Linked DNA regions of Homo sapiens: regions 2 and 3 are each linked to region 1. A link is a contact called in ENCODE Hi-C or POLR2A ChIA-PET data. All regions are on one chromosome and are shown on one strand. Each heading gives the region's core, a stretch centred on a gene start or an enhancer-like site at or near the end of the contact. The rest is flanking DNA. Distances are from core to core; before and after follow the strand shown. Region 1 holds the start of WDR1 (WD repeat domain 1). Region 2 holds the start of MRFAP1L1 (Morf4 family associated protein 1 like 1). Region 3 holds the start of KIAA0232.

Region 1 (4,811 bases), core at 703-3,202:
GGAATATTTTACTTCGGATGGATCACTCAGCTACCTGGAGAACACACAAGGTTAGGAAGAATAGGAGACAGGCAACATGGCCACTAACCCAGGTGAGCCACGAGAGACTGCTCTACAGAAGTAGGTAGCAAGAGACTAACCTTGATACAACCTTAAGCAGAACAGACCTTTCAGAGAAGCAGGAACCGCTCACAGCGTGGGTTTCAGAGTTTTTAGCTACCCGCAAGTACTTTGGTTTCTCCCACTTTTACCACCCTCCTAGCCCCCAGAGCCCCAATGGAAAACTTGTACCCACGCTACTGAAAGACGAGACTAGAAGCTTGGACACTTCACATTCCCTGCTCTCCCTTCCACAATTGAGCCACTGCCCTGGTTTTAGAAGTGGGGCTTGTTTTGCTCTGAAGTAACCCTTAACGTCCTTAGAAGTAGCAGCTCCCCTACCCCTCTCCCCACGCCTTTGCCTTTTAAAAACCTTAACTTTTGAGAGAGAGAAACAGCACAAGTTCAGGCCCAGCAGAGTAACCCCTACGTTGTTGCCAGCAACTACTTCAAGGGCAGTTAACCGTGCTTAAAGACGCCAAAAGCATCCATCTCCCGCTTACAACAACATTTAGCTACCCCCCACCCACGTACTTTGCTTTCTCCCACTTTTACAACCCTCCCACCCCCAGAGCCCCGAGGGAAAGCTTGTACCCATTCTACTGAAAGATGAGACTAGAAACTTGTACACTTCACAGCGCCTGCTCTCCAGCTGAGCCACTACCCGGGTTTTACAAGTGGGGCTTGTTTTGCTTTCTTAGGAAATAACCTTTAACTTCCTTAAAAGCAGCAGCGCCCCCACCCCCACTTTTGCCTTTCAAAAGCTAAACTTTTGAGAAAAAGCACGAGTTCAGGCCTAACAAAGAGTAACCCTTACGTTCTTGTTGCCAGTAACTACTTCAAGAAAAAGCACTTAACCGTGCTTAGAGAAAGACGCCAACAGCATTCCTCTTCCACTTACAACAACATTCAGCTACCCGCCCGCACCCCGCCAAATACTTTGCTTTCTCCCACTTTTACAACCCTCCCAGCCCCCAGAGCCCCAAGGGGAAAGCTTGTACCCATCCTACTGAAAGATGAGACTAGAAACTTGGACACTTTACAGCCCCTGCTCTCCCGCCACAACTGAGCCACTACCCTGGTTTTAGGAGTGAGACTTGTTTTGTTTAGGAAATAACCTTTAACTTCCTTAAGACCGACAGCTCCCCCATCCCCCACGCCTTTTTTGCCTTTCAAAAGCTCAACTTTTGAGAGAAAAAGCACGAGTTCAGGCCCAACAAAGAGTAACCCCTACGTTCTTGTTGCCAGCAACTACTTCAAGCAAGGGCACTTAACCGTACTTTAAGAAGACGTAAAAAGCATCCCTCTCCTGCTTACAAAACCCGAGCAGGAGGACTGGCGGCTGGGCAACGCCCGGGACCGGTCAAAAAGGAGAGGCCGGGGAGCGCCCGCCACGCAACGCGGTCACAGGTACAGAGAGGTTTTTCCAGACCCCCACCAAAGCCCGCCAGTACTTTCAGCGTCTTTAAGACCCCCCCGCAAATAAACTTCCTACAGCCCAGCTTCTCCTACAAGCTAGCAACAGAAAGGCACCCACCCCCCGACTCCCAGAAGCATTCTGACGCGGCTGCTTGTCTGCGCCGCCTTTTCAAGGGCCCGCGGGGCGTGCTATACGTCACTTCCGGGGCGGGGCGAGCAAGGCGGAGGCGGGGCCGGGGCCGGCGGGGGAGGGGAGCGCCAGGTCCGCGCAGGCTCGCCGGGACCGCAGCCGCCGAGCCGAGCGCTTGACTATATATGGTCAAAGCTGGGGGCGAGCCGCGCGCGGGACCGCGCTTCCGGGTTCGGGGCGTCCGCAACCACAGCGCGCAGGGCAGGCGCGAGCTGGCCTCTGAGCCCCGGCCTCGGACCGCCCACTCCACTCCCGGCACGCCCGGTGCCGCCTTCCGGCTCCAGTCCCCGGGCTCGGCCTCGGCGAGGTGTAATTCGCAGCGCGGGCCGGCCCCGGAGGCTCTCGGCGAGCGCGGCGCGGTAACAAGTGGGCGAGGATGCCGTACGAGATCAGTAAGTGCCGCGGCGCGGGGCCCCCGAGCGGCCGCCGCGCTGCCCCGGCCCCGGTCCCCGGCCCCTAGGCGCCGTGCGGGTGGCGGGGGAGTCCTCGGCGCGGGGGAGGGGTGCGGGCGCCGGCCGGAGGCGTGGCGGGGCCGCCCTCGGTGGTGCAGGGCGGGACCCCCGACGGGGGGTGCGCCCCCAAGTTGGCGCCGTGGGCCGAGCCGGAGGAGCCCCGCTGCCCCCAAGGGCCTGGCCCGGGGCGCGGACCAGGAAGTCGCGCGGTTCCTGGCGCTCGTGGAAAGTGGAGGCCGCCCTCCCGGCGCAGTCAACAGGTGACCGGCCGAGACCGGTCCGGGGCTCCTTCTCCCTTCTGTCCCCGCCGTCCCCGCCCTGCCCTGACATGCCCCGCCGCATTTGTGTCTCCGCAGAGAAGGTGTTCGCCAGCCTCCCGCAGGTGGAGAGGGGCGTCTCCAAGATCATCGGCGGCGACCCTAAGGGCAACAATTTTCTGTACACCAATGGAAAGTGCGTCATCCTAAGGAACATCGACGTGAGTACCCCCTACCCCGGGCGCGGTTCTGCTCCGGAGCCACCTTGGGATGGGATAATTCGCCTTCCTCTCCACTTCTCACCTCCTGCCCATTGGCCCGGGGAGGGTGAGGGCGCCACGCCCCCTCTACCGGGAGCCACACCTCGGAGCCCCGGAAGCCGGCCTCAGATTCACCCAGGTCCTTGTCTGCTCCTTCTTGATGAGGAAACTGAGTCTTAGTTCGTTTCTGTCTACGGTCATAGCACCCTGAAAGCGCCGGATCGCCTCTGATCTTGGAAGCTAAGCACGGTCAGGCCTGGTTAGTACGTGGATGGGAGATTAGATTAGTTCATTCCTTAAAAGCAAGGGCTCCGGATTTGAGGGATCAGACTGACCCGGTCGGCCGCTGCGTGACCTTGAGAAGATTGGCGATTTGGGCATCTCTGAGCCCCAGTTTTCTCGTCTGTAAAACAGATGATGAGATGATGACCACTCTCGCTTCGCCTGCTGGCTGGGCAGATGGAATGAATGAGCTGCTGGCGTCCCTCAAGCCCAGCGGTGCCTGGTGCACTTTGAGCCCTTGCTGAATGGAATGGCACTCAGCTAACTCGCTGTTAATACCCTGGTCTTCCAGTATGGCAGAGCCCGGAAAAACACCCGGGCCTCTGGGCCAGCCAGATCTGCCACCATGGATCTAAGCCCCAAAGCAAAAACAGGAAGCAGTGTTTTCCCATGAATCATTCTCTGCAAGCCTCCGGTACCCAGGCTGAAAAGGCTTCTAGAGCCAGCTCCTTGGGAAATCCTTGCAAATTCATGTTATTCCTCTGTAATTGTTGGGGTGACCCAGTCTGTCAGTCTCCCTCCCTTCCTGGGTTACACGCTTAAATTTTGCTTTTCCCTTCCTCAGCCTGAGTGATGGAATTGGTGGGGTGGGAGTTGGAGGTGCCGGCCCGGCCATTGGGTGATTTCTCCTGTGCTGTGCTTAGTGGGGGCGGCTGGCACAAAGATGTATGTTTTGATTGATGCCATAGGCATACAAGGGTTGTCAACTTAAAGTCAGCCTGATTTCCCTTGGTAGGTTGGGACTGTTGATCGGACACACTTGCCCTCCAGGAGGCCAGCAACTGGCTGAGGGAATGAAGGGGTCTCTGGGTCTCAGTTTCCTTCTCTGTGAAAGGAGAAGCCTCTTGGTCCGAAGAGCTGCTGGCTCTGCCCGCATCTGTCTCGTTAACCCAGGCAGTCGCTGCTGTTCCTCTGCTGGAAGACAGAGCTCTACCTGCCCTGGATTGCTGGGCCCCTCAAATGAGGGGGTGGGCGGGTGTGAATGTGCTTTGAAGGTGCTAACAACTTGCTAGTCACACAGATTCCTAGAAAGCCGAAGGGCCTTGCTTAGAACTGGAGAAAATCACCAGGGATCTAATGGTAATGATCTGGAAGTCTCCGAAGGCAGGTCCTGAGGCTTTTGAGAAAATAAAAATTGAGACAACCCTAAAGAGATATTTAGTAGTTTGGCAAATAAAATCCACTAACACGTCCTCGGATACAGAGCAGTAGGATATTTCGTTTTGCCCCTAACCAGGCCTTCCCTGTCGTTGCAGTCCACATTGACTTCCAGGGAGGGGGCCTCACATAAAGTACCTGCTGTGCATCTGGCCCTGTGATAGCTTCTTAAACTGTAGCATCTCTTTCCACCCCACATGGGTCCGTTACTCTAAAGAGGAGTCAGACTTAGCAAGGTGAGGCAGGCCAGTAACTGGAGCTGCTTCTAATGGAGTGGTCATTCAGGGACAGGCACCCCTTTGCAGAAAGCATTTCCCAGCTTGTGAAACCCATTCTGCCTGTTTCTGAGCTCTGTATTCTTACCCCTTCCCCGTGGTTTGCCATTTTCTTCTCAGGGGTTACCCTGTTTCCCTTCTCAATTATTTTTAAGTTTCTGCAATGCCAGGTCAGCACGAGATGCTACTAATATAGCCCTCCCTGGGCTGGATGTAGATCAGGCACTGAGTCTCTTGTTAGTTGGATGGGTGGACTGGGTACTCAAGTAAAGGTGGGTACGATTTTTTTTAGGGCAAAGTACTCTTGGAAAAAAAAGTGACATGAATTGGCATGACCGTTCAGGAAGGATGATGGTCTGTTTGGAATGCAGGCTCAGGGAGGGAAGAGGGAAGAAATGGAGGACCAGATCATGGAAGAT
Region 2 (4,811 bases), core at 1,013-3,512, 3.4 Mb after region 1:
CTTTGATCTTGGACTTCCCATCCCCCAGAACTGTGAGAAATAAATTTCTTTTGTAAGCTGCCCACCTTATGGCATTTTGTTAGAGCAGCCTAAATGCACTATGACAGATAATAAATGTTTTAAAGCTGCCAAATTTTGGGTTAACTGGTTATGCAATAATAAACCACTGAAGGAATATGCTACTATTTATTCATTTTATTTATTTATTCTCCTGCTGATGAACATTTGGGTTAACTTTGGGGCTATTATAATAAAGTTGCTGTGAATATTCTCGTATATGTATTTTTATAAACAATTGCACTCAAACTCTCTTGAGTGTATAACAAGGTGTCAGTTTGCTAGAACATAGGATTGGTATATGTTTAATCTTGGTTGATACTGCCAAATAGTTTTCCAAAATTATTGTAACAACTTACATTCCCATTATTATGTGCTGAATATATGTGTCCCCCAATATTTTTTTATGTTGAAGCCCTAACCCCCAGTGTGGCTGTACTTGGAGTAAAGCAGTAAGTAAGGTTAAATAAGGTCATAAAAGTGGGGGCATGATCCTATAGCTTCATGTTCTTATAAGAAGAGACACAAGAGAGCACTCTTTCCTGTACCCCCCAACACTGCATGCACAAAGAAGAGATCATGTGAGGACTGCAGCAGGAAGGTGGTCATCTGCAATTGAGGAAGAGAGCCCTCACCTCCAGAAACCAAATTTGCTGACACCTTAATCGTGGACTTCTGGCCTCCAGAACTGTGAGAAGATAAATGTCTGTTTTTAAGCCAACCAGTCTATAGTATTTTGTTATGGTGTCCAGAGTAGACTAAGACATCCATCAAGAATGTATAAGAGTTCCAGTTGTTCCACATCTTCCCCAACACTTGGTATTGTATTTGAAATTTTAGTCATTCTAGTGGATGTACAGTGCTTCCTCATTGTGGTTTTCATCTGCATTTCCCTGTTGAATCATGACGTTGAACACCTTTTCATATACTTATTAGCCATTTGAATATTCTCTTTTGTTAAGTACCAGCCTACGTCTTTTGCCCATTTAAAAATTTTGTCTTTTCCTTCTTGATCTGTAGGAGTTCTCAATATATTCTGCATATGAGTCCTTTGTCAGTATAACTATTGAAAATATCTTTTTTCACGGTGTCTTGCTCTTTCCCTCTTCATGTTTTTTTGATGAACATCTGCTAGAATGTTGGTGTTTGCAAAACTGTTTCACGCATGTCATCTTACAAATCCCTCTTCCCACTGACAGATATTCAGGCTGGGGCCATTGGTCTTTATCAGACTGGAAAACTGAAGCTCTGATCTGTGGCACTTGTGTTAAGAAGGATGCCCCCTCTACACACACTCATATTACTACTAGTGTGGCACTGGGTGGCTAAGCCTAGCAACAGACTTCCTCCATTCCACAATGGCATTAGGTTAGTGATCAAAATGTACTGACCATCAAAGCCACATTTACTAGGTCCCTGCTGATTTTCAGGTCCTGTGTGTGGAGGGACATAAAGGTGATCAAGACCAGAACCTGTCCCCAAACAGCCTCCAGTCTGGTAGAAGCACTTATGTACTAGAGAAGAATTCCTCTCTCTAAAGCATCCCCTAAGACCCTGCTTGACGCCAGGCTGACAGGAGGGGCGGAGGACAGAACTGAAACAGAAGTAGCCCTTTACCTTGAGGACCTTACAGACTGGCGAAGAGAGACCAAAAACCACCGGCCAGAATCACCCAAGGCAGCGAGAGAATTTCCCCCCAGGACAAAAGTATGAGCCAGGGGTGGGGAGGACAGAAGGACGTGTTCCATTCTAAAACAGTGAGCAGGGACTGTGGACCCACATTGCTCTGGGCTCAAATCACGACTTTTAGCACGGTTTTTACCTCTAGGTTCGTTGTGAGGGCTAAATGAATTCATATAAGTTAATTCAAGCTTGTGCATGCTTAGATAGTAAGCGCTGTGAACGCCAGCCAGTCTTATTCAAATATAGGGAAGGGAGGGTCACTTTTACTTTTAAAAAATAATAAAAGTAAAAGCCCGCTGAAGGGAAGCTTTAGATGAAGACGCGAACAAACCTGCCGCCACCGATCTAAATTAGAGGGCGAGGAGGGGCGCCGGGAAGCAGCTGGTGATGGACGTGCGCGCGCCCGAGGCCCCTTTACGTGCACGCGCCCGCTACCTGGTCTTGCCGAAGGCGTGACCGTAAAGGGGCCCGGCTCTGTCGTGAAAGGGCCGCAAAAAGGCCGAGGGCGAGTTGACGGCTGCGACTCCATTTTGTAGGCCGCTTATTTGTGTGCATCCACGGCGATTCTTCCCGCAGAGTTGTGAAGCGAAAGGCTTACAATTAAAAGGAAGAAAAAAAAATAAAGATAATTCGGGAGTACAATTGACAAAGCGTGTGGGTCGCTCAGCCTCCAGCAGTAACTGCTGATCTCCAGTTCTTGGAGGGTTCCGGTGAGAAGAACGCCCCTACTGCGGTACTGAGGAAGCGGCAGGAGGAGATGCGGCCCCTGGACATAGACGAGGTGGAAGCGCCTGAGGAAGTGGAGGTGCTGGAGCCCGAGGAGGATTTCGAGCAGTTCCTGCTCCCGGTCATCAACGAGATGCGCGAGGACATCGCGTCTCTTATACGCGAGCACGGGCGGGCGTACCTGCGGACCAGGAGCAAGCTGTGGGAGATGGACAATATGCTTATCCAGATCAAAACGCAGGTGGAGGCCTCGGAGGAGAGCGCCCTCAATCACGTGCAGCACCCGAGTGGCGAAGCCGACGAGAGAGTGTCGGAGTTGTGCGAGAAGGCTGAGGAGAAAGCCAAGGAGATTGCGAAGATGGCAGAGATGCTGGTCGAGCTCGTCTGGCGAATAGAGAGAAGCGAGTCTTCTTGAAGGAGGAGATCGGTGGTAAGGTCGGAAACTAGCTGGAGCTTGGATGAAACTCAGTAGTCGCCCTAAGCATGGTTAAACCGCGCCCTGTAAAAAGTTATGTTCTAGGCCTGCATCCCCCATTTTATTGCATCAAAAATTGAGCATTGGGAACAAAGTTGGGGTCAAGAGGAAAGAATGCGTGCTGGTTTTGTTAGGCGTTAGTATACCGTTTTTTTGTGGCCTCTCCCTCCCACGCTGTTAATTAGAGAAAGATAACAGTAACTTCGGTTTTGTTTTTGTGAAACATAAAAGTCAATTCTAATAGGGCAGTCGCCAGAAGTAGACCTGTCTAGGCACTAAGGGAGTTTGGGGAAAGCCAAAGAAGACCTAGGCCATAGAGCACAGTGGAACGCAGGCTGAGAACGCAGGGAAGGAGAAATAAAGAGTAAAGCCAGAGGCCATTACCTGAAATTTCCAGATTGTTCTATGAGACAGGTATGTCAGAGGACCGTGTCTCAAAGAAGTGGCATTCTTCTGGGTGGTTCACATTTATTTTTAACATCAGGATATGGAACTTTGAGAGTCAATGTCTTCATGGTAAATTTCTCCCAATTGTGCTTTAGGTTCACAGCTGAGGACTGTAGTCAACTGGTAAGGATGAACTGACACCTTGAGGAAACTGAAACAGCTTGTCATTTTCTCTGTTTTGTTTTTGTATGTTTTTTACCCCGATGTAACAGTCTCCCTTATGGTCAGTGATTGATGACCTCGATATGGATTTAGATTATCAAATGTGTTTGGTTTTGGAAATATAACTTTTGTCAAAGAAATACTCTCAGAAGAGAAATGGGGCTTAATTAAGTTGTTTTTGTGGTCACGTTTATTCTTGTTACTTCGCTGTGTTTTTGAAATGTTGGGCATGGCCTCGTATTTTGCTGTTACCTTTGTGACCTGATTGTTTTTTGGAACACGTCAAGACGTGGGATCAGAATCTTCCAACTTTAGAGGTGCAATGGAAGACACTACGCTACTTGGTTGAGCCTGGTGAAGAATGTATTAATGAGACTGCTTTGCATAAAACTGGGAAGAAAGAGAAGACAGTTGGAGATGGAAGATGGTTTTGTATATATTTTGGAACTTTAGTTCCTCTGTGAGACGAAAGAGGAGAGCTATGTTTTGTGGCACATTGTCTGATATATATTGTGTAACCTGTCAGGTGAGTTGATTTAGACAACATAGCTGACCTTTTATGACAAGGCAGTTTGAATAGGGACTATTGTAATACCCTCACACATTATAGGGGCATCAGAGAATGGCATGGAAGAGACAGTCTACAGAGAGCTTTAAGAGGCCGGAGAAAGGAAAAGACATTATCAGGGCCTGGAAAGTCTCTTCCAGTTCATCAGGGTAGTAGACCTGTCAGATTGGAGGTCAAAGTCAAAAGTATAATAAGTGTTAATTTGCCTTGAAAAACAAAGACCTAAAAAGCCTTTTTTAAGAAATAAATTTTTTGTTCACATGACCAAAGCCCCTCCTGTGTGTGTTAATAAAAGAATCATAAACAAATTTTTTTGGAATGGATGTTCTTCATTGAGTGTCATCAAATGGGGTTGAACTGCTTGTAGTTAAAGGCTCTTGGTAAGCCTTTAACTGAGGGAGAATTATTTCTGGAAGGTGCTATGGAGATGAGCTGACAGAACACTCAGTTCTGAAGAGAAAAACTTTCGGCCATCCTCTGGGCCAAGCCCCTGCTTTTCAGCAGCGGAAGTGTGTTTAGTTAACCAGTGGGAATGTAACTTGCTTCATATCCTATCCAAGGCACTAGGAACGTAAAGGTGAAGACATGGATGGGGCGAATATGTGGGACAGAAATGGAAACAAGGAATTGTGACATAGAGTGCGTGGATATCTTGTGGGATCCCTGAGGAGGGAGTCAACTCTTCGTAGGGAA
Region 3 (4,811 bases), core at 829-3,328, 3.3 Mb after region 1:
TCTACTTCCTATGGAAATAAATAAGAATAATATTCTCCCTTCCCTTCAATGTTTAAAAACTGGCATTTCACTGATGTAACGGGCTTACATAAAAACCATTATACCCAAGGAAGCTGTAAACCACTTTTTGAATGATTAAAAATGCATTATTTAGCAAGTACAGCAATTGAATCTGAGTTATAAGATATATTAAGTGAAAGGAGCTTCTATAGATATGCAAAGGCACACTCTCGGAAATAGGTTCTGTCATAAGGAAGCGACATAGAGATCCTGAGACCTATTTAAGAATGGTTCAATCCAAAATAACTGATGGAAGAATATTTGACCTTGAGGATGCAGAGTGATAGAATCCGCTCCTCCTCCCCCCCCGCCCTCACCCGCCTTTAAATTCTAAGTCCACGAAATGGTCAAAGTGTTCTGGAACGGGTCTTATTTTGCATAGGAAGAATCTAGCTTGGGCATTTTACCGCACAGTTTTATCCACAGCATCGCCTATTACCAAAACTGCTTGTCCCTACCCCCTCACGAGCTTTCTAACAGTTTTTAAAACAAGACCCAGAAATGTAAAATCCCTTCTTAGGAACTTGAACAGTAAGTCAAAGTATCCAACCCAGGTAATTATTAGCAAGAACTACATTTATATAATTTTTTCCAAAGAATCTCGCATGCCTCCTCTCCGCTGAATCTCCCTCCTGTTTTTAACTGGGTTAAATCTTTATAGCTTGCCTATAGAGGACAAAAACGGAAAGGTGGCAAAAAAGAAATCAAGACAGTTCTGCCATGATTTAGGGGTCTGTACCAAGAGTTCGGCAGGTCCTGTCACCTGCGCACCACAAGACGCAAGCTGAATTCTAGGGCAAGACGAAGCATTCCAACACGACACACACTGGTTTCTCCAGCGGGAAGAAGCAGAGAGCTCTAGAAATGCCGGCTGCAGACGCGTATTGTTGGAAAGGAGCCGGATCAGGCCCCGCAGCAACTCGGGGCGCCCTCGCGACAGGGTTTGCCGCGCAGCGCACGGATGACTGTGGGCCTGTCACTCCTAGCTCCAGCTGTAACCTTCGCCAAACCTTGCGCCGCACCGGCCCCGCCCGCCAGGCCCGCCCCCCGCGCCGCGCCCCGCGCCATAGGCCGGCGCGCCAGTCGCTCAGCCGGCCTCCCGGCCCCGCCCGCCTGCGGCCCTCCTCCCCCGCCCGGCGGTTTTCCCTTCCCGGGGCCCCAAAAGGACAATGCTGGAGGGGAGGGGAACGGAGGGAACGCGAGCGAGCGGCCCAGGCTGCCGGCCTGACCCCGCTGCCGGGGACGCCGGGCGCCTCCCACCGGCCGAAGCCTTCCTCCCGCGCCCACTTTCGGGGCTCTACGTCCTATCAAGTCTAAGCACCCCCGCCTCGTCTCCCCTAGAAGAGCCGCCCCGGCGCGGCGACACCTGCCCCAGGCAGGAGGCAGCCAACGGCAACCCATTGTGCGGACTCATCGTCCACAGCCCACCCGGGCGCAAGAGCCGCAAGCTGGTGTCCCGGCGTCCTGGGGTCGGGGCGGGGGTCCCAGGGCCCACAGCTCACCCGCACGCCCGGGCACCACCAGGATCGGGGCCGGTCAGGCCTCCCTCGGCTGGCCCCGGAGCCATCAACAGCGGCCCGGTCTCCCTTAGGCTGGCCCCGGAGCCATCAGCGGCGGCCCGGCCTCCCTCAGGCTGGCCCCGGAGCCCCCGGCGGCGGCCCGGTCTCCCTCAGGCTGGCCCCGGAGCCCTCGGCGGCGGCTCGGCCTCCCTTAGGCTGGCCCCAGAGCCCACGGCGGCGGCCCTGTCTCCCTTGGGCTGACCCCGAAGCCTTCGGCTGCGGCCCGGCCTCCCTCGGGCTGGCCCCGGAGCCCCACGGCGGCGAGCGTCCGGCCTCCCCGGCCCGCGCCCACCCGGCCGAGGGGCTGCTCCGCGCCCTCCCTCCCCGCCGCCTGCCCGCAGTACCTGCCGAGGCTGCCGGGCGGCGCGGCGGCCGGCGGGGGCGCCTCTCCTCTGGCTCCGAGGGGCTGCGGGCGGCTGCCGAGCGCCGGGCGGCCCTGGCCTGCGCCTTACGTAAAGCGGCGGCGGCGGCCCCAGCGCCACTCCGCGGAGGGCGGGAGGCGGCGCGCCGGGAGCCGCTCCGCTCCGTTACCCGGCAACTGGCCTCAGCGCCCCGCCAACCAGGGGCGCGCTCCATATCCTTCCGCCCGGGTGCCGGGATTACATCAGCGCCGGCCGGTCCCCGCCCCTGCCCCTCCCTCCGGCTGGGCTGCGGGCGCGCGCGGGCGGTGGGCCGCGGGCTGACGGCGCGAGGGGACAGGCCGGGGCTGGTGCCTGGCGGGTGGGGGTCTAGGGCCCGGGACGCGCCGTGCAGCTTGGCCGGGGCGGCGGAAGCCGCTGGGAGGTGAGAGGGCAAGCAGTAGAGAGGGCAGGCAGGAAGCGGGAGCCCCCCAGCGTGCTGGGCGTCGGAGAGGAGACGTCTCCCGCGGAGGGGCACGTGGGACTGCCCTCGGCAGAAGCCCCCGAACTCTGCCGCCGCGCCCCGCCCCCGGCCCGCGCTGGGGAAGTGGGGCTCGGCGTGCACGGCCCCGCCCGCGGCCCGGTGCAGCCCCCGCCTTCCCGGGCTCGCGCGCCACCTGTCCGCGCCCCCTCCTCGCCGCGTCCTGGGATGGCTGGAGTAGGCGGCTTAAAATAAAGACTTTAATTTTTTGTTGTTGTTGTTAAGGAACCCAGAAGACAAGCTAAAGAAATGTGACATGGCTCTTTTTTTATTAACTAGGCAAAAATAAATTCTGGAAGCTTCGAAAGTGGAAACCAAAAATGTGCATTAACCTTTTAATCAAAGTGTCTTCACAGCCACCTACCTTCCCTAAATGTGACTCCTAGGCCTGTTCTAAAAAAGCAAATAAGTATCATGGACCTGGAAAAGGAAGGGAGATTACTTAGAAGAAAGAGGTCCAATGGGAGGAGTGACTTACCTGGGGTCATTTGTTCATTTATGCAGCACCCACTAGGTGCCAGGCACTATGCTTTTCTGTTCAGAACCTGTTGGAGAATTTCCTGCACCAGCTCACGGGCTTGTGGGAGAAGCAGATGCTGAAACACTGGAGAGGGGTCATCTGCTGAGTTGGCTAGATGCTCCATGCATCCATGGAAGGACAAACCGAGGAACTGTCGCTTACGTACTATCTACAGAGTGTTTTTTCTGCGAACATATCTTTTTGTTCTTTACAAAAATCGTGGGACAAATCTTTGTCATCCGCATTTAACTGGTGAGGAAGCTGAGGCTGAAAGAAAGTGATTTCACCCAAGCCTGGCTGCTACCGAGTGGACAGGGCCTTCTGACCTTGCTAAACCACCTCTTGCAGGAGACAGAATGTGAACCCAGGCTCCTGGCTCTGAAATATGGGGTTTCGTTTCCTTTACACTACTGTCTCCCTTAACCAGTTTGCTTCTAATTGTATTCTCTGAGCATTCGCTCAGGTGAATGTATATCGTCATAAATCACACGTTCATTCAGTCAGTTTCTTCTGAGTGCTTGTTGTGGACCTGGCTCAGTGCCGGGAACGCACAGTCCCTGTGCTCCTGGAACTCAAACTCTAAAAACAGTGTCGAGAATGGAAAGGGTATGGGAAATCCAGGGCCACTTGGGAGTAGAGGAGGGGAGAGTAGCAGAGCTTCAGAGCCTAGTTCACAGGTGCCTCCAGGCTCCAGGATTTCACAGACCAAAGTATGGGGGATTTGCAAAGGATGGTCAGCTTTTGATTTTTGCTACATTGGTGACATATCTGTCATCTACATCATATTTTACAAAAGAGTATTAACAGCAAAATTTTTTGAAAAGTAATAACAGTATATCTCAGTTCTGAAGAAAGGAAACACGGTTGGCACCTGTATAGTGACACACACACACACACACACACACACAGAGTTTATTGACCTTTTTTTTTATTACTTTGCCACAGACCAGTTTTTATACTAGTTCTACCATGAACTAGTAGAACCTGAAGACTTCTTGGAAGAAGAGGTTTTTAAGTAGGAATTATCTTGTATTAATAGGATTTGGAGCTGGTGGGGAAAGATGACAGATTAGGGAAAGAAAGTGTCTTGTTTACTTTGTTTTCTTAACAAAATAGCCTCCTGTCCTCCAAATTATTTTGATAAAAATCCTAGGAGTCTCAGCTGACTCCAACCTTAGGGCCTTTGCATCTGCTGATTTCTGTGAGGAACTCCCTCCCCAGACCTCTGCGTGGCTGGTTCCTTCTTGTTAAAGGCCCTGCTACGATGTCACCTGCCCAGAGACATCTAGATGCCCAGTTTGGAGTAGCCAACCTTCCCAGTCATGATGCCACTGCTATATTTTGTTTCTTTATTCACAGCTCTTATCAGTATCTGAGATCATCTCGTTTGTATGTTTGTTTCCTCATTCATCTCAGCCTCCTCACTCAAGACCTGTATCTCACAAGAGCAGGCATTTTGCCTGTGGTGCTTATTTTCATATGCCCAGAGCCCAGCACGGAGCCTGCCAGTTTGTAGGTGCAGGACTGAACTATCATCTGTGATGTAGTCAGAGTGCACATCAGGGAGAAAACAATCCCACCTTCCCTTGAGCAATCAGGAACAGGGCTCTTCTGCATGAGCCCCTTACCCCCTGTAGTGTGCCACGCTGCCTACGACCTTCCTTCAGGCTCCCGGGTAGAGATCAGCCAACTTAAACTCAGGAGAACAGTAGCTTTCTCCCTCTTGTGGGCTAAGATCCCTAGGGAATGCAAATGAGGCCAGAGGACTCCTGCGTTAAGGCAGGGTTGGTGTG

Evidence for each region. A loop is a pair of places that touch in the nucleus more often than their neighbours do. ChIA-PET counts read pairs that join two places held with the same protein, here RNA polymerase II (POLR2A). Pooled maps may share reads with other maps.
Region 2: a loop to region 1 is called in a map with no recorded cell type, with 21 times the contacts of the local background. The contact joins the promoter of MRFAP1L1 here to the promoter of WDR1 in region 1. A Hi-C loop is called at or near these places in 2 of 37 single-sample maps with no recorded cell type and 10 of 50 pooled maps.
Region 3: a loop to region 1 is called in a pooled map, with 23 times the contacts of the local background. The contact joins the promoter of KIAA0232 here to the promoter of WDR1 in region 1. A Hi-C loop is called at or near these places in 2 of 37 single-sample maps with no recorded cell type and 13 of 50 pooled maps. POLR2A ChIA-PET finds 5 or more read pairs at or near these places in 1 of 52 experiments (CD4-positive, alpha-beta T cell).

Annotation. Positions count from the first base shown.
Region 1 is chr4:10,113,940-10,118,750 of GRCh38, reverse strand. It overlaps WDR1 (WD repeat domain 1), which reads left to right and starts at 1,952. Exons shown (of 15, transcript NM_017491.5): 1 at 1,952-2,100; 2 at 2,517-2,638. The coding sequence starts at 2,085. It overlaps LOC124900666 (a long non-coding RNA gene), which reads right to left and starts at 1,662. Exons shown (of 2, transcript XR_007058030.1): 1 at 1-1,662. It also overlaps the pseudogene RNA5SP155. RefSeq lists enhancers at 451-540, 621-720, 2,491-2,640, 2,291-3,095 and silencers at 1,641-1,760, 1,771-2,180, 2,261-2,410.
Region 2 is chr4:6,707,316-6,712,126 of GRCh38, reverse strand. MRFAP1L1 (Morf4 family associated protein 1 like 1) reads left to right here and starts at 2,262. Exons shown (of 2, transcript NM_203462.3): 1 at 2,262-2,896; 2 at 3,484-4,426. The coding sequence starts at 2,498. The coding sequence ends at 2,881. It overlaps LOC105378240 (a long non-coding RNA gene), which reads right to left and starts at 2,192. Exons shown (of 3, transcript XR_001741568.3): 1 at 2,072-2,192. RefSeq lists enhancers at 2,298-2,587, 2,611-3,810.
Region 3 is chr4:6,779,994-6,784,804 of GRCh38, reverse strand. KIAA0232 reads right to left here and starts at 2,078. Exons shown (of 10, transcript NM_014743.3): 1 at 1,964-2,078. RefSeq lists silencers at 989-1,758, 1,819-2,698.